2 separate regions of the Mus musculus genome follow, and region 2 is linked to region 1. A link is a loop called in an ENCODE intact Hi-C map of the cell type or tissue named here. Cell type or tissue: gastrocnemius. All regions are shown on one strand. Each heading gives the region's core, and the rest is flanking DNA. Links, peaks and the distances in the headings are about the cores only. Region 1 holds the start of Gm41398 (a long non-coding RNA gene). Region 2 holds the start of Fkbp11 (FK506 binding protein 11).

The links. Peaks named below come from ENCODE experiments on the same cell type or tissue, not always from the same donor. Only the 100,000 strongest peaks of a DNase experiment are listed, where the experiment ranks them.
Region 2: it touches region 1 in a loop (7-fold over the local background); 2 of 42 quality-filtered maps call a loop at or near these places.

The regions. Positions count from the first base shown.
Region 1 is chr15:99,019,667-99,031,310 of GRCm38, reverse strand. It overlaps Gm41398 (a long non-coding RNA gene), which reads left to right and starts at 7,030. Exons shown (of 3, transcript XR_875654.2): 1 at 7,030-7,452. It overlaps Tuba1c (tubulin, alpha 1C), which reads right to left and starts at 1,420. Exons shown (of 4, transcript NM_009448.4): 1 at 887-1,420. The coding sequence starts at 889. In gastrocnemius, for the core only: CTCF peaks have their summits at 4,829 (motif pointing left) and 6,503 (motif pointing left); DNase peaks (open chromatin) are centred at 4,819 and 6,499.
Region 2 is chr15:98,717,465-98,729,108 of GRCm38, reverse strand. Ccdc65 (coiled-coil domain containing 65) reads right to left here. Exons shown (of 8, transcript NM_153518.2): 3 at 11,516-11,644; 4 at 10,259-10,397; 5 at 8,328-8,525; 6 at 7,933-8,151; 7 at 6,439-6,591; 8 at 5,769-6,295. The coding sequence ends at 6,002. Fkbp11 (FK506 binding protein 11) reads left to right here and starts at 911. Exons shown (of 6, transcript NM_024169.4): 1 at 911-1,152; 2 at 1,361-1,426; 3 at 1,811-1,898; 4 at 2,176-2,209; 5 at 2,555-2,625; 6 at 4,507-4,741. The coding sequence starts at 1,024. The coding sequence ends at 4,724. In gastrocnemius, for the core only: no CTCF peak of the experiment used is centred there; a DNase peak (open chromatin) is centred at 7,110; H3K4me3 peaks cover 494 bases.

The sequences.
Region 1 (11,644 bases), core at 2,273-10,272:
TGGCATGAGCATAAGACACTCAAAAACCAAAGTGCAAGCCAAGTGGTTTGCCTTTCATCTCAGCTCAGGTAGCAGAGGCAGGCAGAGCTCTGAGTTCCAGACCATCCTGGTCTACAGGGTGAGTTCTATTACAGCCAGAGCTACAAAGAAACCCTTTATCGAAGGAAGGAAGGAAGGAAGGAAGGAAGGAAGGAAGGAAGGAAGGAAGGAGAGAGAGAGAGGGGGGGGAGAGGGGAAGGGAGAGAAAAAAACCCGCTGTTGGTAGTTTACTCTAGCTTTAAATTGAAAAAAAAATTTTTTACGGACATTTTTTCTTAACTGGGCTAAATATAAATATGCCGTTGAAGTAACACTAAAAACTAGGCTGGCTTAGGGGATCTGACGCCAATTATTCCCTCCTACGGAGGAGCTCGCCTTCTCAGGTGCACAGCTGCAGCTGGAAGGGCCGGGGACTGGCCACAGGTGACTCAGCAGCGAGTCACAGGGCGTGGAGACGGTGCCCGGAAGTATTTGCTCAGTCCTGTCCAGAGCGCACGAGGTCCTCTGGGCTATCCCAGCTGGGAGAGCGACATCATTTGAGGAAAATGGAGACCTTTGAGTTTCTCCAAACTCTCGTGATCATTGTGAAAGTTCCCTGCCTTTCCGGGAGCGACCGGCGGCCGAGACGGGATGCTCTCCCAGGAGGATCGAGACAGAGGATCGGGACGAGCCCTCCAGCCCAAAGCGACACTAGTTTAGTGGACTAGGCTCTCACACCCCAAACGCCAGAAGCCAGTCTAACTGGAGGCGGCCGTCGTGGGGCTATTGCAGGTATCGTCTCCCGGGCAGCCCTCAGCTCCCGCGGTCCCTTCAGACGACCTCGCCGCTACCCCAAAGCCATACTCACCATATTTAGTCCTTGAAGTGGTCCGCGAAAACTGAGGAAGTGAAAAAGGGTGACGAAGATCTCCCACTAACAGACTACCAAGGAGTCCGGGGGAGAAGCTGTGTAAGGTCCGCCTCCAGGACAGGGCTTATATACCCTGGCCGGGCCACGCGTCGGGAGGGCGGACACCGGACCCCGCCCCGGGCCGCAGCGAAGCCGATGATTGGCGGGTTCGAAAGTTCAAATCAAACTCCGTAGAAGGAGCTGGAAGTGGGAAGGGGAGGAGACACCCAGGGTCCACGCCAGGGCCAGGTGGGGCGGGGAAGAAGGTGGGGAAGGCGATTGGAAGTTGGAGGACAGCGAGATCTTTGTGGAGCTCTGGCCGGAAGAAAGTCCCAGGTAGAGAGGGGGGCGGCCTGGCTCAGCCACCGGGGACTCACAGCTGATCGCCGCCGCACTTGTGGCTCGGTCGCCCCACCCAGGCCTTGGAGCCCGGAAGAGTGAGCCAGAGAGGTGACCCGGGGCTGCCGGCAGGGTGGTGACTGCGACAGCTTCAGGGGGCCAAGATGGAAACGCCCAGTCAACTTGACGGCACAGTGGGAGGGGTGGAGCTGAAGTTAGCTCAAGCCAAAGCCGGTTACAACATCACCAGGGTTGCAGCCCCTGAAGGCAATCTTTCCTAACCTAGGTCTCAGTTGCCTCCAATGGGTCCTAAGCACCTTACTCTTTACTCCCGCCTTCTAGAAGGCTAGCCCTCTCCTCCTTCCTCCCTTCTCCCCACCCTTCCCCCAAGTCCTGAGGATATTTGCCAGAGCATCCCGAGCGCCCTTTTATTTTCGAAGGCAGAGTCTGCCTCAGCTCCTCTTTAAGCAAACATTCCGAGTCTTAAGAGCCTTAAGAGGCACAAAATTATTCGGCCCATTATGAGAGGAACTCGTAACTCCCCCCCGCCCCCCAAGATGGGTCCCCGCTGCAGTGCTCAAGCTAAACCCAGGCGATCCACACTAATTCCTTTCTCTGCGTCTGTGGGATGCAGAGTTCACTCTGTAGTACCACATTCTCTCTGGCCCAAGAGCCCGGGGGCTCCTCTCCTCATTTTACAGTCAAGAGGAGAGGAGAGTTCGGGAAACAAAGCAGGCAAGTGTCTCCACCGCGGGAGACGTTGGACTTCCCTGCCCCACTGCCCTGCACTAGACAGACTTGTCTGAACAACTCCGCAAAGCAGATTTCTCAGAAGTGCCATTCAGTCCTGCTGAGGAGATAGACAGATCCCTGGGAAAGTTTAAGGAACTGGAGTGGTGTGCTTGCTTGTCCTCTTCATACTAAGGAGAGAGAGACAGGAAGAGCCTGGAGCTCACAGGCCAGCTGCTCTTGCAGTATCAGAGTTCAGTGAGGAACCTTGTCTCAAAAAAAAAAAAAAAAAAAAAAAAAAAAAAGGTGGAGAGTCATAGAGGAAGACGGAACATATTGACCTCTGGCCTATGCACGTACACAGAATCTCTCTCTCTCTCTCTCTCTCTCTCTCTCTCTCTCACACACACACACACACACACACACACACACACACACACAAATTAAAAAGCCGCCCTTATTTGAATGTGATGATGCATACCTGTATTTCAGCAGGCAGGGGACAAGACTGGCAAATTTGATCCAGGCTACTTTGTTTCAAATAGAAAAGACTAGAATGCCAGGGATGGCTGTGAAAAGTGGTACAATACAGGCAGACAAGATGGCTCAGTGGTAAGGTCATTTGCCACCAAGCCCGAGGAACTTGGGAGTTTGACTCCCAGGACCTATCCAGTGTAAGGAGAGAACCAACTGTAACTGATTAAATTATCTAATCTTTATACCAATAAAGTACCAGAGGCTTAAACTATGGTAAAGACCTGCTAGCTCAGCAAGGCAACTTTCTTTTCTTTTCTTTTTTTTCTTAACTACATACAAAATATCTATTTACAAGCCTGATTCCACAACTAAACTGCTAGCTCTTTAGAAATTTCTTTCTGGGGCTGGAGAGATGGCTCAGTGGTTAAGAGCACTGACTGATCTTCCTAGAGGTCCTGAGTTCAAATCCCTGCAGCCACATGGTGTCTCTCAACTACCTGTAATGAGATCTAATGCCCTCTTCTGGTGCTGCCTGAAGACCGCTACAGTGTACTTAGATATAATAATAAATAAACCTCTTTTAGCTACAGTGTACTTAGATAAATAAATCTCTTTTTAAAAAAATAAATTTCTTTCTGAGTCAATCTACAGAGCTAGTCTACTTTTCTCTTGAGCTCCTCCAAACCGGAGAGGGCTTCTTAGCTCTCTTTCCTAGAATATTGTTTTACCTGTGTCCTGCCAGCTGTGTCTCTGTTTTCCTGTAAGTCAAAGAGAAAAATCCCTAGCCCTTACTTGGAGCTCCTTCCATAAAGAAGACTCTTCCAAGCAGAGAGAGAGAGAAGGGGAGATGGGAGAAAGAGAGTACTGGAGAGGGAAGAGGGAAGGGGAAAGGGGAAATGGGAAAGTGGGAAGAGAGAGAGAGAGAGAGAACCTCTCCCAAGCAAGTTGCCTTAAAGTTAGCAGGAACTTTCCATTTTTTAGCATTCTTATCTAATGAGGCTTTTAGAGGCGCACCTAAACTGCATCTCTACAGGACTCATTTAGCCGCCTTTGACAAATGCAATTATCTATTTAAACTCTTATATTTTGCTAACAATTAGCTTTTCTATGTACAATAATCAAGTATCCTGTAACACTAATTCCCAAAAGTTGTCCTCTGACATCCATACACATGCCGCAGCAAACACATAGTCTATGTAAATAAAAACGCAAGAAATAAAAAGAAGTCGAGCAATGGTGACAGATGCCTTTAATTCCAGCACTTGGGAGGCAGAGGAAGGCAGATTTCTGAGTTCTAGGCCAGCCTGGTCTACAGAGTGAGTTCCAGGACAGCCAGGGCTACACAGAGAAACCCTGTCTCAAAACAAACAAAAAGGAATGGACCAGGCAGCAGCTGGAGCAAAAGCTTCCAGTCACAGAAAGCCTGTGGTGTTCTTGGGCAGAATGCGAAGGCCAGAGGGATGGAATTGATGCATGGTGAGGAGCTCTGGCACAGTGGAGCATGCCTGTAAACGCCACACGGTGGAGCATGCCTGTAAACGCCGCTACTTAGGAGGCTGAAGCAGAAGGACCACTGGTTTGAGGTCAATCTGAACAATTTGGGAAACTCCATTTTCCCTAGCATTTATGATGGATTGAGTTTAATTCCCAGTGAAGAGGTGAAAGGTAAGAAAAGCACAAAAGGGGCTGGAGAGATGGCTCAGCAGCTAGGAGCACTGACTGCTCTTCAAATCCCAGCAACTGCCGGGCAGTGGTGGCACACGCCTTTAATCCCAGCACTTGGGAGGCAGAGGCAGGAAGGTTTCTGAGTTCGAGGCCAGCCTGGTCTACAGAGTGAGTTCCAGGACAGCCAGGGCTACACAGAGAAACCCTGTCTCGAAAAACAAAAACAAACAAACAAAAAAATCCCAGCAACTACATGGTGGCTCACAACCACCTGTAATGAGATCTGACGCCCTCTTCTGGTGCATCAGAAGACAGCTACAGTGTACTTACGAATAATAATAAATAAATCTTTGGGCTAGATGAAGCAAGGGCAGACCGGAGCGACCGGAGCAAGCAGAGGTCCTAAAATTCAATTCCCAACAACCACATGAAGGCTCACAACCATCTGTGCAGCTACCGATACTTGCGTACCCATGTACATAAAATAAATAAACAAACAAACAAATAAATATTTTGAAAAAAAAAGAAAAGAAAAGCAGGACAGTTTCTATACTTTTCAGCTTGAATACATAAGGGGCTAGAGACATGGCTCAGCAGTTAACACCGCCTGCTCTTTCAGAGGACCTGAGTTAGAGTCACAGAACCCACAAGCTACATACAGTCGCTTCCAGGGAATTTAGCTCCCTCTGCTGGCTTCTGTGGTCACTGCATGCATACAGTACATAAACATACAGGCAAAACACCCACGCACAAAATAAAATCTGAAACACAGACAAATATTAGGGAAGAGAGAAGCTTAAGAAGAAACCAAAACGGCTGGAGAGATGGCTCAGCAGTTAAAAACACTGACTGCTCTTCCAGAGGTCCTGAGTTCAATTCCCAGCAACCACATGGTGGCTCACAACCATCTGCAGTGGGATTTGATGCCCTCTTGAGGTGTGTTTGAAGACAGAACCAATGTACTCACATATAATAAATAAATAGTTTTAAAAGAAGAAGAAGGAGGAGGAGGAGGAGGAGGAGGAGGAGGAGGAGGAGGAGGAGGAGAAGGAGAAGGAGAAGGAGAAGGAGAAGGAGAAGGAGAAGGAGAAGGAGAAGAAGAAGAAGAAGAAGAAGAAGAAGAAGAAGAAGAAGAAGAAGAAGAAGAAGAAGAAGAAGAAGAAGAAAGAAAGAGGCGGAGGAGGAGGAGAAGAAGAAGAGGAAGAGGAGGAGGAAGAGGAAGAGGAAGAGGAAGAGGGAGAGGAAGCCCTGTACGTGAAGTTCCCGAAGTTCAGGCCTTGCCGCTGCCTTCAATCCAGAACAGAGCTGTCACATTCTCAGCGGAGCAGCTGCGACCCCACCAAGATCAGGCCAGCCTCCATTCCCTCATCCAACGACTCTCAGCCCAGGCTGCAGTCACACCCTCCTGGGCACCAGCCCCCGGTGCAGGGGATACTGCGCCAGTGGTTCTGGACTCCTGGGGTATTAGCATGTACAGGAAGTAAAAGATTCGTCGTTAAAGCTATGCAGCTTTCAGGAGGCTGGCGCACGCAGGGGCGGGGCTTCGGGATTCGGCTGTTTGGGGGTCATCCAAGACCCACAAAGTAAGTTACCATTTCCTCAGTGGTTGGGAGTGCTAGCTGCTCTACCAGAGAATTCTGGTTGAATTTCCAGCACCCACAGGGCAGCTCACAACTGTCTGTAACTTCAGTTCCGTGTTCTCACACAGACATACATGTAGGCAAAATAATACACATAAATAAAAATATCCGGGCGTGGTGGCACACGCCTTTAATCCCAGCACTTGGGAGGCAGAGGCGGGCGAATTTCTGAGTTCGAAGCCAGCCTGGTCTACAAAGTGAGTTCCAGGACAGCCAGGGCTACACAGAGAAACCCTGTCTCGAAAAACTAAAAAAAAAAAAAAAAAAAAAAAAAAAAATATATATATATATATATAATTTTTAAAAAGTCCTCTTTGGGCAATATAATTGTTTCGTGGGTAACAATGCTCACTGCCAAACCTGATGATCTAAATTCGAACCCACAGCCCACGTGGGTAGAAGGACAGACCACCTTTTGCAAGCTTTTCTCCTAGCTCCACACTCAAACTGTGGCATGTGGGTACCCACACATGTACACAATCAGTAAATCAATGGGATTTGTTGTTGTTGTTAATGTACTCTTGTTTGTATTCTGGTATCCAGGATGTGGAAACAGGAGGAGGATATCTGAGAGTTCAAGGCTATCCTGGTCTACATAGGGAGCTTCAGGTCAGCCAGGGGCTGTAGGAGACCTTTCTGCTCCTCTCCAACACACATACAAAAAGTACTCTCGCGAAATAGTTGTAAGCATTGAGAGACGTGTTAAGGTTTGCTGCCCCCTGCTGGAGCGTTCTGGAAATTGAGCTGGTAGAGCTCTTGCTTAGCATTCTCAAGGCCCTGGGTTTCATTCCTATAATATTTTATTTTGGTATATAAGTCTATACCAAAATTAAAATAACCCTTCAGTGAGAAGCCCTGAAGACCTACTCAGTGAAAATCCCTGCAGACCTATTCTGCTTGATAAAACAAACTGTAAGCTAATGTCTTTCAGCATAGCTACAAAGCAGGGGAAAGACTTCAGCCAGTGGTTCTCAACCTGTGGGCCACAATCCCCAACGACCCTTTCACAGGGGTTCACTAGGACCACCAGAAAACCCAGATATTTACATTATGATTCACAACAGCAAAATCACAGCTATGAAGTAGCAACAAAAATAATTTCACGGTTGGGGATAAGGAACTGTATTAAAGGGTCGACAAACGTCAGGAAGGTTGAGAATCACTGCACTAGATCAAAGCTAAGCTTGGAGGCTTATCCTGTATCCTTGGCACTCAGACTGAGGCAGGAGACCTCAGCAAGTTCTGGGCCAACCTGGGCTACACAGAGTTTAAGGCCAGTTTGGTTGCACTTAGTCCATGCTTAGTCCAGCCATCCTGACCCTCTGTTAATCTCAGGCCCAGCCCCTGCCAAGTGGCCTACTAACTGGAGGAGTCTGGAGATACCTTGGAAGTCGTCCAGGACACTGACCCCATCAAACAGAAGGGGATTATGGCCAAGATGCAGGAGTGATTTTCAGAGACACCAGAATGAAAGACAAATTCAAAGCTCTGTTCTCTGCACCTGGAAGACCACCGCTAGCAAAGCCCTCTCCACGGTGCTGAAGGTACGGCCCCTCCTCACTGTCACTAATGCAAATCCTATGAGGAAACAAAGCAAGAGGAACCAGACCTGTGGTGTCTGTCTGCAGCCTCACCCCTACTGCCTGAGCCGGGACACCCGACAGAAATGTTCAGGTACCAGGAAGGACAGGGACATTTGGGGATACAAAGCAAGGTCCAGTGTTCCATCTTTTCCTTTATTTCAGATGAGAAGATATAACTATTTTTTGAAAGATTTTAATCTTTTTTTAAAAAAACAGATTTTCTCTCTGTAGCCCTGGCTGTCTTGAAATTCGCTCTGTAGACCAGACTGGCTTCAAACTCAGAGATCCTCCTGCCTCTGACTCCTGAGTGCTGGGACTAAAGGCATCTGTTACCAGTATCCAGCTAATTATTTTTAATGTTAAAAAAATTTAAATCTATGTATGAGTGTGTGTTTATTCATGCTATATGCATGTGCGTGCAGTGCCTGTGTAAGCCAGAATAGGGCATTGGGTGCCTTGGGGCTGGAGTCACATAAGTTTGAGAGCTAGCTGCCTCTATGGGTGCTGGGAGCTGAACTCTGGTCCTCTGGAAAACTAGCTGGTGTTGCTCACCTCTGAGTTGTCTCTCCAGCAAGACTTTATATCTAATTATATGTAACTATACTTTTTCTTTACTTTCATAGCAAAATATTTTATCTTCTTTTTTTTTTAGTTTTTTAAAAATATTTTTAAAAGATTTTTAAAAATCTGCATGTGTGCCTGGTACCTGTGGAAGCCAGAAGAGGGTATCAGACTCCCTGGGACTGGAGTTAGAGACACGTGTGAGCTGCCGTGGTAATGACGAGAATCCAGCCCAGGTTCTCATAAAGAACATCTGGTACTCTTGGTACTTTTTTTTGTTTTTGTTTTTGTTTTTGTTTTTTTTGTTTTTCGAGACAGGGTTTCTCTGTATAGCCCTGGCTGTCCTGGAACTCACTTTGTAGACCAGGCTGGCCTCAAACTCAGAAATCCGCCTGCCTCTGCCTCCCAAGTGCTGGGATTAAAGGCGTGTGCCACTATGCCTGGCACATCTGGTACTCTTAACCGCTGAGCCATCTCTCCAAACCCTGGAGTTTTCATTGTTTTTTGTTTGTTTGTTTGTTTTTTAAGATTTATTTTTTTAAAGATTTATTTATTAATATATGTAAGTACACTGTAGCTGTCTTCAGACACTCCAGAAGAGGGAGTCAGATCTTGTTGCAGATGGTTGTGAGCCACCATGTGGTTGCTGGGATTTGAACTCTGGACCTTTGGAAGAGCAGTCGGGTGCTCTTACCCACTGAGCCATCTCACCAGCCCAAGATTTACTTATTATATGTAAGTACACTGTAGCTGTCCTCAGACACTCCAGAAGAGGGCATCAGATCTCATTATGGATAGTTGTGACCCACCATGTGGTTGCTGGGATTTGAACTCAAGACTTCTGGAAGAGCAGTCAGTACTCTCAACCGCTGAGCCATCTCTCCAGCCAGAGTTTTCGTTCTTATTTTCCTTTTTAAAAGTTTTACTTTGTTACTTTAAAATTGCGTGTAAACGTGTGCGTGCGCGTGGGATGAGCACATAAGTGCAGATGCTTAGAGGCCAGAGGCATCTGGTTCCCCACAGCTGAAGTTACAAGTGATTGCGAGCTGACTACTGTGCGTGCTAGGAGTACAGCTCGTGCTGTCTGAGATGGCTTTGAGAGATCTTTTCAGTGCTTGCTTTTGTTTCTATTTTTTAATTTTAAAAATTAGTTTATTTTTGCATATATATGAGTACACTGTAGCTGTCTTCAGACACACCAGAAAAGGGCACCAGAGTCCATTACAGAGGGTTGTGAGCCACCATGTGGTTGCTGGGAATTGAACTTTGAATCTCCGGAAGAGCGTCAGTGCTCTCAACTGCTGAACCACCTCTCCAGCCCCATGCTTTTGTTTCTTGACTCAGTGTCTCCTACCCTAAACTGGCCTCAAAGTCTGATTTAGTTGTGGATGACATTTAGCTGAGTGGTAGCGAGTGCCACCATGCCTGGTCTGTGCTATACTGAGGACAAAACTCAGGGCGTGGTATGCAAGGCATAGTACTTCAAATGAGCTACAAGCCCAGGCTGTTGGGTTTTTTCTTTTTTAAAAAAGATGTATTTATTTATTATATGTGAGTACACTTTTGCTGTCCTCAGACCCACCAGAAGAGGGCATTACATCTCACTACAGATGGTTGTGAGCCACCATGTGGTTGCTGGGAATTGAACTCTGGACCTCTGGAAGAGCAATCAGTGCTCTCAACCGCGGAGCCATCTCTCCAGCCCTAAGCCCAGGTTTTTAACCAAACCTCTTAGTAATTTTATCTATTGCTTTGACAAAAGCAACTGAAGGGAGAAAGGTTTGATGCTGGCTCACAGTTTAGGGTGCAGATTGTGAGGCAGCAGAAGCGTGAAGTAGCAGATCACGTGAACCATCAGTCAACAGAAAGCAACCTGTGCACCCTGCCGCTTTGTTCCCTTTCTCTACTCTTTCCGTTCAGGACCCAGTTAGGGAATGGCACCGCTCACAGTGGATAGGGAATGGCACCGCCCACAGTGGGCAGGTCTTCCCTCTTCAAGGCTATCAAGATAATTGTCTGTAGGAATGGCCAGAGGCCCAACTCCTGAGCGTCTTGAAATTTCTATCAAGTTGACAACAATAACCATCACAATGAGGAGTGTTTATTTATTTACTTATTATTTATTGCAATGCTGGAAATATGTTTTACCAAACACTCGGAAACAGAGTTTGGAAACTAGACTCAGTTGTTGGAAATACTCTCTGCTCTTCCAGAGAACCCAAGTTTAGCTCATAGCTGCCTGTAATTCTAGCTCCATGGTATCTAATACCCCCTTCTGGTCTCCTTGGGCACCCACACACATGTAGCATACACTCACACAGACATATTAATAAAATAAAAATATTTTTTAAGGGCTGGAGAGATGGCTCAGCGGTTAAGGGCACTGACTGCTCTTCCAAAGGTCCTGAGTTCAAATCCCAGCAACCACATGGTGGCTCAAAACCATCTGTAATGAGATCTGATGCCCTCTTCTGGATGACAGCTACAGTATACCTACATGTAATACATAAATAAGTAAATAAATCTTTAAAAAAAAAAAAGGGGGGGGTCTGGTGAGATGGCTCAGTGGGTAAGAGCACCCGACTGCTCTTCCGAAGGTCCGAAGTTCAAATCCCAGCAACCACGTGGTGGCTCACAACCACCCGTAATGAGATCTGATGCCCTCTTCTGGTGCGTCTGAAGACAGCTACAGTGTACTTACATATAATAAATAAATAAGTAAATCTTTTAAAAAAATATTTTTTTAAACGAGATAGCATTTTCAGCTTATATTTCCTAATTATTGAGACCTGTAGACCAGATGGCTTTGAATTCCCTATGTAGAAGGGATAGCTTTGAACTCCTTCCTAGTCTTCCTGTTTTCACCTTCTGAGTGCCAGGATTACATCTATGTTGCCATCATACCTGGCTTAGGTGGCGCTGGGGCTCAAACCCAGACTTTCCTGCATGTTAGGTAAGCACTCAACCAACTGAGCCACGCCCCAGCCCCAGCCCACCCACCAGAGTCCTTACAAGTTGCTTTCTCAGACCTGAGCAGCATTTTGGACTCTGCCCCCTTTCGTTAGCAATTTGCATACACCTTACTAGCTGTGGTACTGTAGACAGGCAGGCCTAGAACTTGAGATCTTCCTGCCTCAGTCTCCCCAGAGACCTCCTATTAGGCCTGGCTTTGCTAGCTCCATTCTGGAAGATAACTACAGAAAATCAGCTTTCAGACGGGCGTGGTGGCGCACTTGGGAGGCAGAGGCAGGCGGATTCCTGAGTTTGAGGCCAGCCTGGTCTACAGAGTGAGTTCCAGGACAGCCAGGGCTACACACAAAAAAACCCACCCTGTCTCAAAAAAAAAAAAAAAACAAAAAAAGAAACAAAAAACAAAATAAAACAAAAAAAGAAAAAGAAAGAAAGAAAGAAAGAAAGAAAGAAAGAAAGAAAGAAAGAAAGAAAGAAAGAAAGAAAGAAAGAAAGAAAGAAAAAAACAGCTTTGGTCTCTGATGAAACCCTGCTCCCATTTCTGTGTTCTAACAGGACGGACGAGCTTTCTTACAGGCCTTCTGCCTAACATGTAAGGAGATCCTAGGTGTAACCCCCAGCTCCACAGACCAACAACAACCGCCAAATATCCCTTTGACCCTTCATCCGTTTAGCGTACAAGCTTAAAATTCTGTTGCAGAAAATTAAAAATACCTACTCACATTTTTCAGTTAAGAGCATTATTATTCCAG
Region 2 (11,644 bases), core at 2,385-10,384, 300 kb after region 1:
GGAGGTCAGGTTCTTCCAAATAAGAGGAAGTGTGTGTTGGGTGTGTGTGTGTGTAGTCTGAGCTGCTGGCCAGACACACAGGTGGAATTGTGTTTACAACCGGTATCAATGCTAAAGAAGACAACGAACCAAGAAACAGCCTGAGAATAAATATGGTATGGAAGGACACCATGCCAGACAGCCTTTGAGTGAGTGACCAGGAGCTGGGTACCACAGCTTAGGTTGTCAGTGAGTGTTCAGACCATGAAATTCGAAACTGGTAAGGCTGCCTAAAATTACTTGAGCCCCCTTTAAAAACTGAAGTCCTTGCATAAACACAAGACTGGTGTCCGTGCTGCTGTTGTGAAAAGGATTTGTGGAAAACAGGAAGGAAACGCCATTGCTGGTAGGAGAAGATCTGTGATGGATCACTTTTTACAGGAAGATGCCCCGTAATGCTTCCCAAGACAGGAGGCTGGAGAAGCCGCCAGCTCTTTCTGGACATACCCGAGAGCAGAATGAACAGGAGTGTGAAGGGTCAGCCGACTTGGACACCTGCCTCTGGGCTTAGTGGAAAGGGACAGATCTTAGAAGACCGAGCAGAGCACAAATGCTAGCCCTGTGCTTGAGTACTGTCACCAGTTGCCATGTTAACCTTGGGCAAGTGCCCTAGCTATGAAATGGGGACAAGTGTGTGCCTCCCTTTCCTGGCCATTCGCAGGTTAGAGACAAACGAACGCCCCTCTTTACAGTTGGTAATGGCAAATATGTGCTATTACATGATCCAGCCGTCGTCATGGGTCAGAAAGACTGTTAGATGGGTCACCATCCGCGACCTCCATCACAGGTTAGGGAATTCTGCAGTCTCTTCCCCTCTAGGAGGTGGGGACAAAGTGGAGGGAGGGCTGCAAGAGGAGGAGGAGGAGGAGCTAGCGCCTTGAAAACCCGCCCATACCAGTCTGGCCTGGAGTGAGGGAACCCGTCCTGGTCGCGTGCACCCGAACAGCCTGCCCTGGTATCCTGGTGCTCTGACCCGGTCCAATCATGACCCTGAGCCCTTTGCTCCTACCACTCCAGCTGTTACTGCTGCTACTGTTCAGTGGGGCGGTGTGCCGGGCTGAGGCTGGGCCAGAAACCGAAAGTCCTGTCCGGACCCTCCAAGTGGAGACCCTGGTGAGGAGACTGTGGTGCCACTCCCCTCCCCCCACCCCATGTCCCGCCGTTCCCCTTTACGGCCAGGGATCGCGGGGAAGCCTGGGACTCTAAATGGTCCTGTGAGAGTGAAGAGGAAAGAAGCGAAGGAACTGAGTTGGGGGAAAAGGTGCTGGGTCTCCAGAGGAGCTTAGGAGGAGCAGCCTTGACCCTTGTAGTCTGATCGTAGGTGCAGCCCCCTGAATCGTGCACGGAATCTGCTGCCATTGGAGACACGCTCCACATACACTACACGGTGAGGGGCTTGGGGGTCCGGGGCGTGGCCTGGGAGGGGCGGCGCCCGGCTGAAACACGTCAGCTTTGGCTTGGACACGTGGCAAGCTATCCTAGAGAACTTGAGTCCTAGGATCAGCCCGCACGTGGGGGCGTCCTCTCGCCTGCTTCTCTTTCTTCCTTGTTTTCTGCCGATTCCTCTCCAGCGCTGAGAAAAGAAGGATAGAGAGAGCTCCAAGAAGCGCCAGCCCCGTGGGGCTTCCTGTTCCTTCTTGCCCATGGTGGTGGTGGGTGGAAGGAGATGGGGACAGGACACAAGTTTGTTAAAGGGGTTGCTTCCTTCCGGGTGGTCCCAAATTGTGGGAAGAATGGTGGGTTTAGACCCACCATTTTTTTTTGTCTTCAGGGCAGTTTGGTAGATGGACGCATTATTGACACTTCTCTGACCAGAGATCCTCTGGTCATAGAACTCGGCCAAAAGCAGGTGATTCCAGGTATGTGCCCCGTGCCTCTGACCTCTCCCTAGCCTAAGCCCTTGCTTGCTTGCCGGCTGTATTGCTCTGGAACAGCCGCTAGAATGAAAAGGATCCCAAGGCTCTCCCGCTACCTCAGACTCCACTTCTAACACTCTTCTTGCCCCACACATCACTGCGGCAGAGAGTCTGAGAAGTGGAGCTAAGCTCATTTGATGACGGGGAGCCTTTGATTTTCCTCTTGGGTACTGTGGGGAAGATATGTAGCTTCTAGTTCAGTTTTGCCTTCTTCCTCAAGGTCTGGAGCAGAGCCTTTTGGACATGTGTGTGGGGTGAGTATCTGAAGGCCGGGGCCTGACTGCTCCTTTTTCCGGGTAGAAGGTTTCTCTGTCATCCCTTCTCCAGTGGCAGGACGTTGTAGAGTAAAGGGCCCCTGACTTCATACTGGAGAGGTGCAGGTTAATGGGAACCCCCCCCCCAGGGCATCTCTCCAGCTGTCAGTTTTGTTGGGGGAGGCTGAGTGCTGTGGGGAGATTGGTGACTTTGCTGATCCACCTGTCAGGTGGAGAATTTCATATTTTGGTGTCGCTATCTGAGGAGGGGGGTAAGGCACTTCAGATGGGCTGAGGCTGCCAGCTCACCCCCCTCCTGCCTGCAATCCCTGTTCCTTCCCTCAGAGAGAAGCGAAGAGCAGTCATTCCTTCTCACCTGGCTTATGGAAAGCGAGGGTACCCGCCATCTATCCCAGGTAACCTAACCAGGCCTTTCTCCTGCCTGTCACACACAGTCCCAAGAACCTCTGCTCTGTCTCGAGCTTGAAAAAGTCCAGATCAAATCTCAGGAAAGAATTGAGCTGGGGCTCCTCCTTCAAGGCCACTTTTTCTCCAGGAGAGGCTATAAAGCACCTGTGAAGGCCACCTGACCTGGCTGTAGACAGCTGGTGACTTTTTGGCACCGGCTTGAGCCACGTGGGTCCTGCTGCCTACACTACTTATCCCAGAGCACCAAAGTATAGCTGGCTACTTGACCTTGACTCCTAGAATTCACCTTCACACGAGATTCTTACACCAGTGTTGCCTGTAGGGGGCCCTGGAAGAGAGTAGGGAGGACCAAGCAAAGTCTTTCTGTTTTTTTTTTTAATTTATTTATTATTATACATATATATTATGAATATAAGTACACTGTAGCTGTCTTCAGAAGCACCAGAAGAGGGTATCAGATCTCATTATGGGTGGTTGTGAGCCACCATGTGGTTGCTGGCATTTGAACTCAGGACCTTTAGAAGAACAGTCAGTGCTCTTACCTGCTGAGCCATCTCGCCAGCCCCACAAAGTCTCTCTTAACAAGTTGGGAGTGAGGCCGGGCAGTGGTGGTGGCGCATGCCTTTAATCCCAGCACTTGGGAGGCAGAGGCAGGTGGATTTCTGAGTTCGAGGCCAGCCTGGTCTACAGAGTGAGTTCCAGGACAGCCAGGACTATATAGAGAAACCCTGTCTCAAAAAACAAAAAACAAAAACAAACAAACAAAAAAACCAAAAAAACCTCCAAAACAAAACTAAGTCAGGAGTGGTGGTGCACCTGGGAGGCAGAGGCTGGTCCATCTCTGTGAGTTCAAGGCCAGCCTGGTCTACATAGTGAGTCTCAGGACAGCCAGGGCCACTGACTCGAGAGACCCTGTGTCAAGAGTAAAACAGAACAGAACTCTCAGAAAAATCCTGCCCTTCCCACTGGAACCTCCCTGCCTTGGCCTCCCGCTCCTCTGCTCCCTCACGAGTATCTTTCCTCCTCTCCAAAGCCCTTATTCGAAAATCTGCCAAGAACCAAGTTGCATGTGCTCATGGTTGGTGGGATTTTTAAGGATGTCTGCTTTTTATTCTAGTTCATTTTAGCCCTAAATTCCATCCACCTGGCTGTTTGGAGCCGGGGTCTATTTGGTGTAGAAGATTCATATACATACAGATGCTCACTTGTGGGGTGAGACAGATGGCTGAGCAGTTAAGATAGTGGCTGTTTTTGAAGACCCAGGTTCAATTCCCAGCAGCCACAGGGCTGCTCACCGTCACTTTTAACTCCAGCTCCAGGAGGATCCAGCATCCTCTCCTTACCAAGGATACCAGGCTTGAGTGTTGGCACAGACATACAATAGGCAAAACGGCCATATTCATGAAGTAAAAATGAACAAATCTTTAGAGAGATTTTTAAAAAAAGAATGCTTACTTATAAATATTTGTAAATGTGGGGAAGCCTGCATGTTTCCCCGTCCACACATTCCTTGTGCTGTCAAAGATCTGTCACTGGTTCCAAGCCATATGCTTAGCTGGAGTTAAGGTCAACATGAGAATCCTTAGCCCGCTCCTTCCTGCCCTCTGCTGCCTTTTTTGGGAGGGAACCCAACCCCACATTTCACACTGCCAGCATCACGGTTGTCTTCTGTGGCCCATGCTCCTTGTTTCAATCCCAAGTCAGAGCTCTGGATAAATCAGAGCCATCCTAAGGCGCACCCCGCCCTGCCCCGCCCCGCCCCCTCTCCAGCCGATGCAGGGGTGCATATCCTAACTCTCCCGCCCCGCCCCCTCTCCAGCCGATGCAGGGGTGCATATCCTAACTCTCCCGCCCCGCCCCCTCTCCAGCCGATGCAGTGGTGCAGTACGATGTGGAGCTGATCGCTTTGATTCGAGCCAACTACTGGCAGAAGCTGCTAAAGAGCATTTTGCCTCTGGTAGGCATCGCCATGGTGCCGGCGCTCCTGGGGCTGATCGGGTATCACCTGTACAGAAAGGCCAGCAGACCCAAAGTCTCCAAAAAGAAGCTAAAAGAGGAGAAACGAAACAAGAGTAAGAAGAAATAAATAGTGGTTTTTAACAAGACGTTGTATTTTTCACTCGGTACTGCCCCCCCCCACACCCCTTTCTTTGTTTCTGAATTATTGCTATGGTTTGTGCTGCCTTGAACGTGGAGATCAGACAGCAATGTGAAGCTGGCTCTCGCCTCCCAGCTGCGGGTGGGTCCCAGGCATTGAACTGAGGTCGTCAGTCTGGTGCATTACCTGGTGAGCTTTGCTCGCCCCTTTCCTTCTAGGTCAGGGTCTTGGCATTTGTCCTGTGGTCCGCACTGGCCTCAGACTCACGAGCCTCCTGGCTCTGCGTCCCAAGCACTACCACCTCAGCTATGTAATGCCGTACCCTGCTAACCCGACCCTCTGAGGCCGCTTTCGTGGGTAGAAAAATAACATTCTGAGGCTGGAGCTTGCGTGCGGCGGAGTGGCGGGAGGCTTTGGAGCACCTTCCTCTTGCCTCTCTCGCTGTCCCTAATTTACCCCGAGGAACTGGTCTTGAATCAGCTTGTAAGAGCGATAGGTGCCCCATGTTGTGGAGGAAGTTACGTTCTGCCTCCTAGTAGTGCCCAGGCATTCTCTCCGTGGGACCATGTTCCTCATATCCTTAAAGTAAACACAGCTAAGACAATAAAGACCTTACAAGGCTGAGCAGAGGGCCCCTGTTGGTAGGAAGATTAGGTTGCAGAACCCCTGAGATCAATGGAACCGGTGTGCTGCACGCCTGCGACCCCAAAGGAGGCAGAAGGATCTGAAGCTCAGACAGAGTCAGCCACATAAGGAGGCGGAGGCCTGCGCCAGACCCTGTGTTTGCTTGGTTGGTTTTGTGGTTGTTTTTCAACCTGGCTTGGTAGGGTTAGGGCTGGTAGCCCTGGCTGTCCTGGAACTCACTGTGTAGCGTTCCAGGCTGTCCTGGAACTCACAGAGTTCTGCCTACCTCTGCCTTTGTCCATTGCTGGGATCAATGGTTTGTTCTGCTGCCAGCACCTCCTGGTGACCGTGCCTGTCTGTCTGTCTATCTGTCTGTCTGTCTGTCTAAAGGAACTTCCAAACTACAGGGAAGTTTTTCTTTTACTTTTATTTATTTATCTCTTTAAAAAAAAAAAGAAGTCATCGTTTACACTGTAAGGGTAGTGGTGGTAAGTAGTAAGCAGCTGGAGCGTCTGTCTGTCTGTCTGTCTGAGTGTGCCTGTCCATCTGAGCATGAGAGCAAAGCACGCTGGTTTCACAAAAGAAAAGGAAAAAGGAGAAAGCCTCCTTTCAGGGGTCAGGAAAGAAGTCTCCTTCTCCGGTCACAGGATATGGGAGGCAATGTGGGCGGCTTCGATGACGTTGTAGACAGGCTGGGCCGAGGGTGGGGGCAGCTGGGGTAGGTTGCTTCTGTGGTTTACTACGAAGAGCGGGTTGAGGTGGCTCAGCACTTCGTCGCTCACGGAGATGCCATCCAAGTACTGTTTGAGCATCTCCCGCAGCTTGCTACTGATATCCAGCAGCTGCAGCCGCCTGTGCTGGAGACTCAGGACCTCCAGTTTCACCTTGTTGTATCTCTTCCAGAAGTTCTCCATCCCCGCGTAGTCCATCATAATCTGAGAGTGGAGTTAGAGGGAACAGATGTGTTATGGTACCCGTTAGCCCCTGCTGCCCACCGCCGCTCACCCACTAGCCGGTGCTGCCCACCGCCGCTCACCCACTAGCCGGTGCTGCCCCCACTCACATCCTCCCCCTCTACCTTGGCAAGGTCCTCTGTGATATCCTCCGGGTTCTGGAGCTTGGCCTCTTCCTGCTCCTCGGGAGTCAGCACTGAAGAGTAGAAAGGCAGCACCTTTTCTTCCTCGGTTTCGAATTTCCTACATATTTCAGCAAGCTTAAGGATCTTTTCACCCTGTTGGGAGTTATGAAAAGGAGGTTTAGGGGAAACAGAGAGAGTCTCCCTGCTCCAGCCCCAGGGAAGCTGTTCAGTGTGGTGCTTGCCTTGTGCCAAGAGCTATCCTGGCATTTCGTATTCTTACCACAAACAACTCATTATTCCTTTTTTTTTTTTTTAATTAACGCCATTAAGAAAGGCGTTAATTGGGCATGAGGAGAACTGCAATAGACACACAGAGGAAGAGACTCTCTGCAAAGCAGAGGAGACTCTGGAAGCCGAACATCCAGTCTTTTCTTGAGAGTACGGGAGGGATGGGGTTAAAGCTCCGAAGCCCTCTCCTCCCCTACTTTAGGGTTGACCAATTTGAAGTCAGATAGAGTGGCCCATTTGGTCCTTAATTGTTCTGTGACATGTCCTGATTAGGTTTTGAATTTGTTGAGCCAGTCCATCAGCAGAGGCCTGCTGGCCGGAGGACACAAAAGCTGCCAGAGTCTGGAGGCTGGGGAAGAAGCAGCCATCTTGGAAATGTGCCACCTTGTTATCTAGCATGGATCCTCCTCTCCCTGTCTGTCTGACTTACCAGGGGGCCCATCCCGTCCAACTCCTGGTCTGCCATCCCCACCTCCCTGTCCCCAGCTCAGAGGTCACCCTAACTGCTCTTAGAGGACTTAGGGTATGATGACTGCTGCACTTAGCTGCTTCAAGCTGGCAAAGGGGCGACAGCAGCCAAAGTGCCTCCGAAGGGGTCTATCTAAGGGGCCACAAGAAACCCTGACCAATGGTAGCGAGCCAGAGCTTAGGACAGCCATTTGGTGGTAGCGCCTGTCTCCGGAGCCTGCCATACAGGTGACAGGGAGCAGCTTGATGAGTCGGTAGTTCTCAAGAGAGACCCCAGGATAAGGTCCCAGAACCATACTGTCTTCAGAAGAAATCCAGAGACAACCCCCAAAGTGATGCAGTCTAGAGATAATACAGCCTAGGGGTCTTGGTTGAGCTTGTTTCCTCTGCCAGTTAAAGAATGGAAAGCCGGGGAAGATCCGAAGTCGCAAGCGCATTGAGGGGGTGAGGAAACCGCGCGCGTACACACACACACACACACACACACACACACACACACACACACACACACACACACACACAGTAGAAGTGGAGGAAAAGGCCTTCTGCAAAGCAGGGGGACTCAGGAAGCGAAAAAACCCCATTACTTAATTTAAAAGAGAGGATGGTGCAAAAAAGATAATACTAGCTAGCGTCCACTTTACTGGGGGGGGGCGCCCCCACGTCTCCCCCCGTCAGGTTTGCCTCCAGCCAAGTTTCTCCGTTTTGTCTTGATTACCCCCTCTCTCTATCCTTTACCTTTTCCACGACCTTCTTCAGGGCCTTGAGGGTGGCATTACTTTCCAGGGTGAGTTTGACTAAGTTCTCCTGAGATAGGGTCCGAGCCTGGGTCCTCTGGACCTTAAGTTTTCGAAGCTGCACGTGGACCAGCTCCTTGTTATTCCGGATGCACTGATTCTGCCATTCCCCTTCGCGGCTGTGGGCTACGATCTTCCCTTTCAGGATACCTATGGTCTCCTAGGAGAAGCCGTGGACAGAGGGAGACAGGTCAAAGGGGAGACCGACCCGGGACTAGGAGCACAGTCTGTCCTCTTGACCCCACCCAGTGAGAGCCCGAAAACAATCTGGGAAAGATGGACAGAGGCACCCGCGGAAACGGCAGCGGCGTCTGGCTCCCGTGCGCGCGCACTGACCTGCAGCTTCTGGATCTTTTTCATCTGCGTCTCAATCTCTTTGGAGCTTTTCTCATCCTTCACCTTCAGGTACTCAAAGGCGATCTTCCGGTCCTCCGTGGCGTCGGTGTAATTCTTGAGTGCATCCTGGAACCTCCGCCACAGATCTTCCACTATGTTCTCCAGTTGTAGGCGAAGAAAGTGCTTCTCTTCTAAATTCTAGGAAGCATATCCAAATGCTTAGTTACCCTGCCAGTGCCCGTCCACGCCTGCAAGTAACCGCACCCTAGGAACTGTCTGGAGCATTGTTTAAAGACTTATGTTGGAAGTGAGGTTGGTGGTCCATAGCGACCTGGACAAGAGAGCAGGGGTGGGGATGGGGGGGTCCAACTTCGTAGAATAGAGTGAGGTCTAGTGTTTGAGATCTCTTAACTTTTTTTTTCTTTTTTTTTCTTTTTTTTTTTTTTAATCTTTTTGATTTTCCAAGACAGAGTTTCTCTGTAGCCCTGGCTGTCCTAGAACTCACTCTGTAGACTAGGGAGCCTCAGACTCAAAGATCCGCCTGCCTCTGCCTCCTGAGTGCTGAGTGCTGTACAACCTGCCACTGCCGCAGCCCCCCTCAGATCTCTTAACTCTTTATTTATTTTAAAGATTTATTTATTTTATGTATGTAAGTACACTGTAGCTGTACAGTGGTTGTGAGTCTTCATGTGGTTGCTGGGACTTGAACTCAGGACCTCTGGAAGAGCAGTCAGTGCTCTTAACCTCTGAGCCATCTCTCCAGCCCTTCCTCTTAACTCTTTAAAGGGAAACCAAAATTTAATTCAGTTCCCAGCAACCACATGAAGGTTCACAACCATCTGTAGAGCTACAGTGTACTCATATACATTAAATAAATAAATAAATCTTTAAAAAATAAAAATAATAAAGGGAAACGGATGGTTTGGATTTTGACGTGAAGGCCTCAGTTTTTACATGTAGGAAATTATTCGAATCATAGGGTAAAACATGGGCTAAAAGTAAAAGTCGTGGCTGGAGCCCTTAGCTGGCAGAGCGCCTGCTTAGCCCTGAATAAGGTTGGGTGTGGTGGGTGAGCAGTTTCCACGCTGGGGAGTGGAGGCTGGAGGACCGGAAGTTTATGGTTAAAAACAAAAACAGTAGTTCCAGGTCATTCTCTACTATGTAGCGAATTCAAGATCAACCTGGACAAAGCAAGCTGCTGTCTCAAAGAAAGTAAGTTAAGCGACTGATTAAAGTAAAACAAGAACTTTATACCCCGACTTCTGCATGCAGGTTTGCAGAGCCTGTGATGGAAAGCATCCCGGACCAAGATTCTACAGACCTAGTCTGTACTGGACAGATCCCAGACCAGCACTGGGACTCAGCTGGTCATCGGCTGCTCCGGGCTTTTGTCTCTTCATCTACTTCCCATAAGGGTGAAGCCAGATGATCTCTTCTCTGTTTTGTTTTGTTTTGTTTTGTTTTGTTTTGTTTTAGACTCGAACTAACGGAGGGAGTCGGTGGTGTCTCTGACTCGCTCACCTGCTCTGGGGACCATTTTTCTCCTACTGGGTTGCCTCACCCAACCCTTGTGCCTAGGCTTATTATATCTTGATATGCCGTGTGCAGTTGATATCCCTGGGACACCTGCTCTTTTCTGAAGGGAACTGGAGGAGGAGGAGATCTTGAGGGGACAGGGGGAGAGGTGGTGAGGAGCTGGTAGGAGGGGAGGGAGGGGAAACTGTGCTCAGGATGTATCGTGAGAGAGAAGAATAAGTTCTCATAACATTTTAGAACAGTCTTGCCTCCCAAGCAGCCTTCACGAGATCACAAGCCCTGGGGTGCCTTGGTGGCAACGAACTTTTATTGGCTCTAGGGCTCTCAGCCAGTTCTGGTTGCCTTGATCAGTTTTCCTGCGTCTCTCTGGATCCTGTCCCTATCTCCTTCTGTACCTTGTTTTTAAGGTCATCCCACATGCTCTGGAACTCCAGCTTGCTCTCATACTCGGAATCTATGTAGTTCTGCTCCATGGCCATGAAGACGTCCTGTAGGTAGTGCATCTCCTTCTCATGATGGTCAATGATCAATTTCCTGTAGGAGACATGGCGGATGCAGCACTCAGGACAAAGATGACAAAGAAATGCATGGGGTAACTACAAACGAGCCAGGTGTGGTGAAGCACTCCTTTCTTCCCAGCATTTGGGAGGCAGAGGGAGGTGGATTTCTGTAAGTTTGAGGCCAGCCTGGTCTACAAATTGAGTCCAGGACAACCAGGACTATGACATAGAGGAACCCTGTCTCAAACAGACAAACAAACAAACAAACAAACAAACCAAACTACCAGCAACAACAAAATGAAACTAAAGGGCACAAACTTTTAAACTCTGGCTGGGAGGGAGGAAAAGGTTTGTGCGTGTGCGTGCGTGCGTGTGTGTGTGTGTGTGTGTGTGTGTGTGTGTGTGTGTGTGTGTGTAGTTTTATTCCCCATTAAGAATGAATAAGAGGGGGGCTGGTGAGATGGCTCAGTGGGTAAGAGCACCCGACTGCTCTTCCGAAGGTCCAGAGTTCAAATCCCAGCAACCACATGGTGGCTCACAACCATCCGTAACAAGATCTGACTCCCTCTTCTGGTGTGTCTGAAGACAGCTACAGTGTACTTACATAAAATAATAAATAAATCTTAAAAAAAAAAAAAAAAAAAGAATGAATAAGAGAGCTGGACATGGTGGTGCACACCTTTAATTCCAGCACTTGGGAGGCAGAGGCAGGTGAATTTCTGAGTTTGAGGCTAGCCTGGTCTACAGAGTGAGTTCCAGGACAGCCAGGGCTACACAGAGAAACCCTGTCTCCAAAAACCAAAAAAAAAAAGAAGGAAAAAAAAAAGAATGAATAAGAACATTTTAATTTTTGAATAGGCAATGCCTTCATATGATACAAAACCCAAAACCTAAATAAGTTTGCAGTGAAATCTCTCTCCTATCCCTGTCTACTGCTAGATGGATAGAATCTTGAGTTGGAAGTAGGAGGCAGGCAAAGGTAAGGTAAGGCTGTAAGTCACCCCAGCTCATTTACGAGGATCTCAGGACCCTGTATGCATAGAAATTGTGGTTCAGGTAAGAGGCTCCGCCCGCAGTACTGGGTATCTGGTTACAGGCGTAGTCTCTGAGAACTCCCCCGAATCTAGTCTCTCCACTCTCTGGCCCCCGTACCTTTCCGTCTCAAACTCTTTGGTCAGGACCTCGAGCTCCATGTTGTAATTTTCCTCCAGGAGGCCGAGCCGGCGTCGTTGCAGGGTCAAGAGCTGGTCAATGTTGTGCAAGTGACTACGCAGAGCGTGG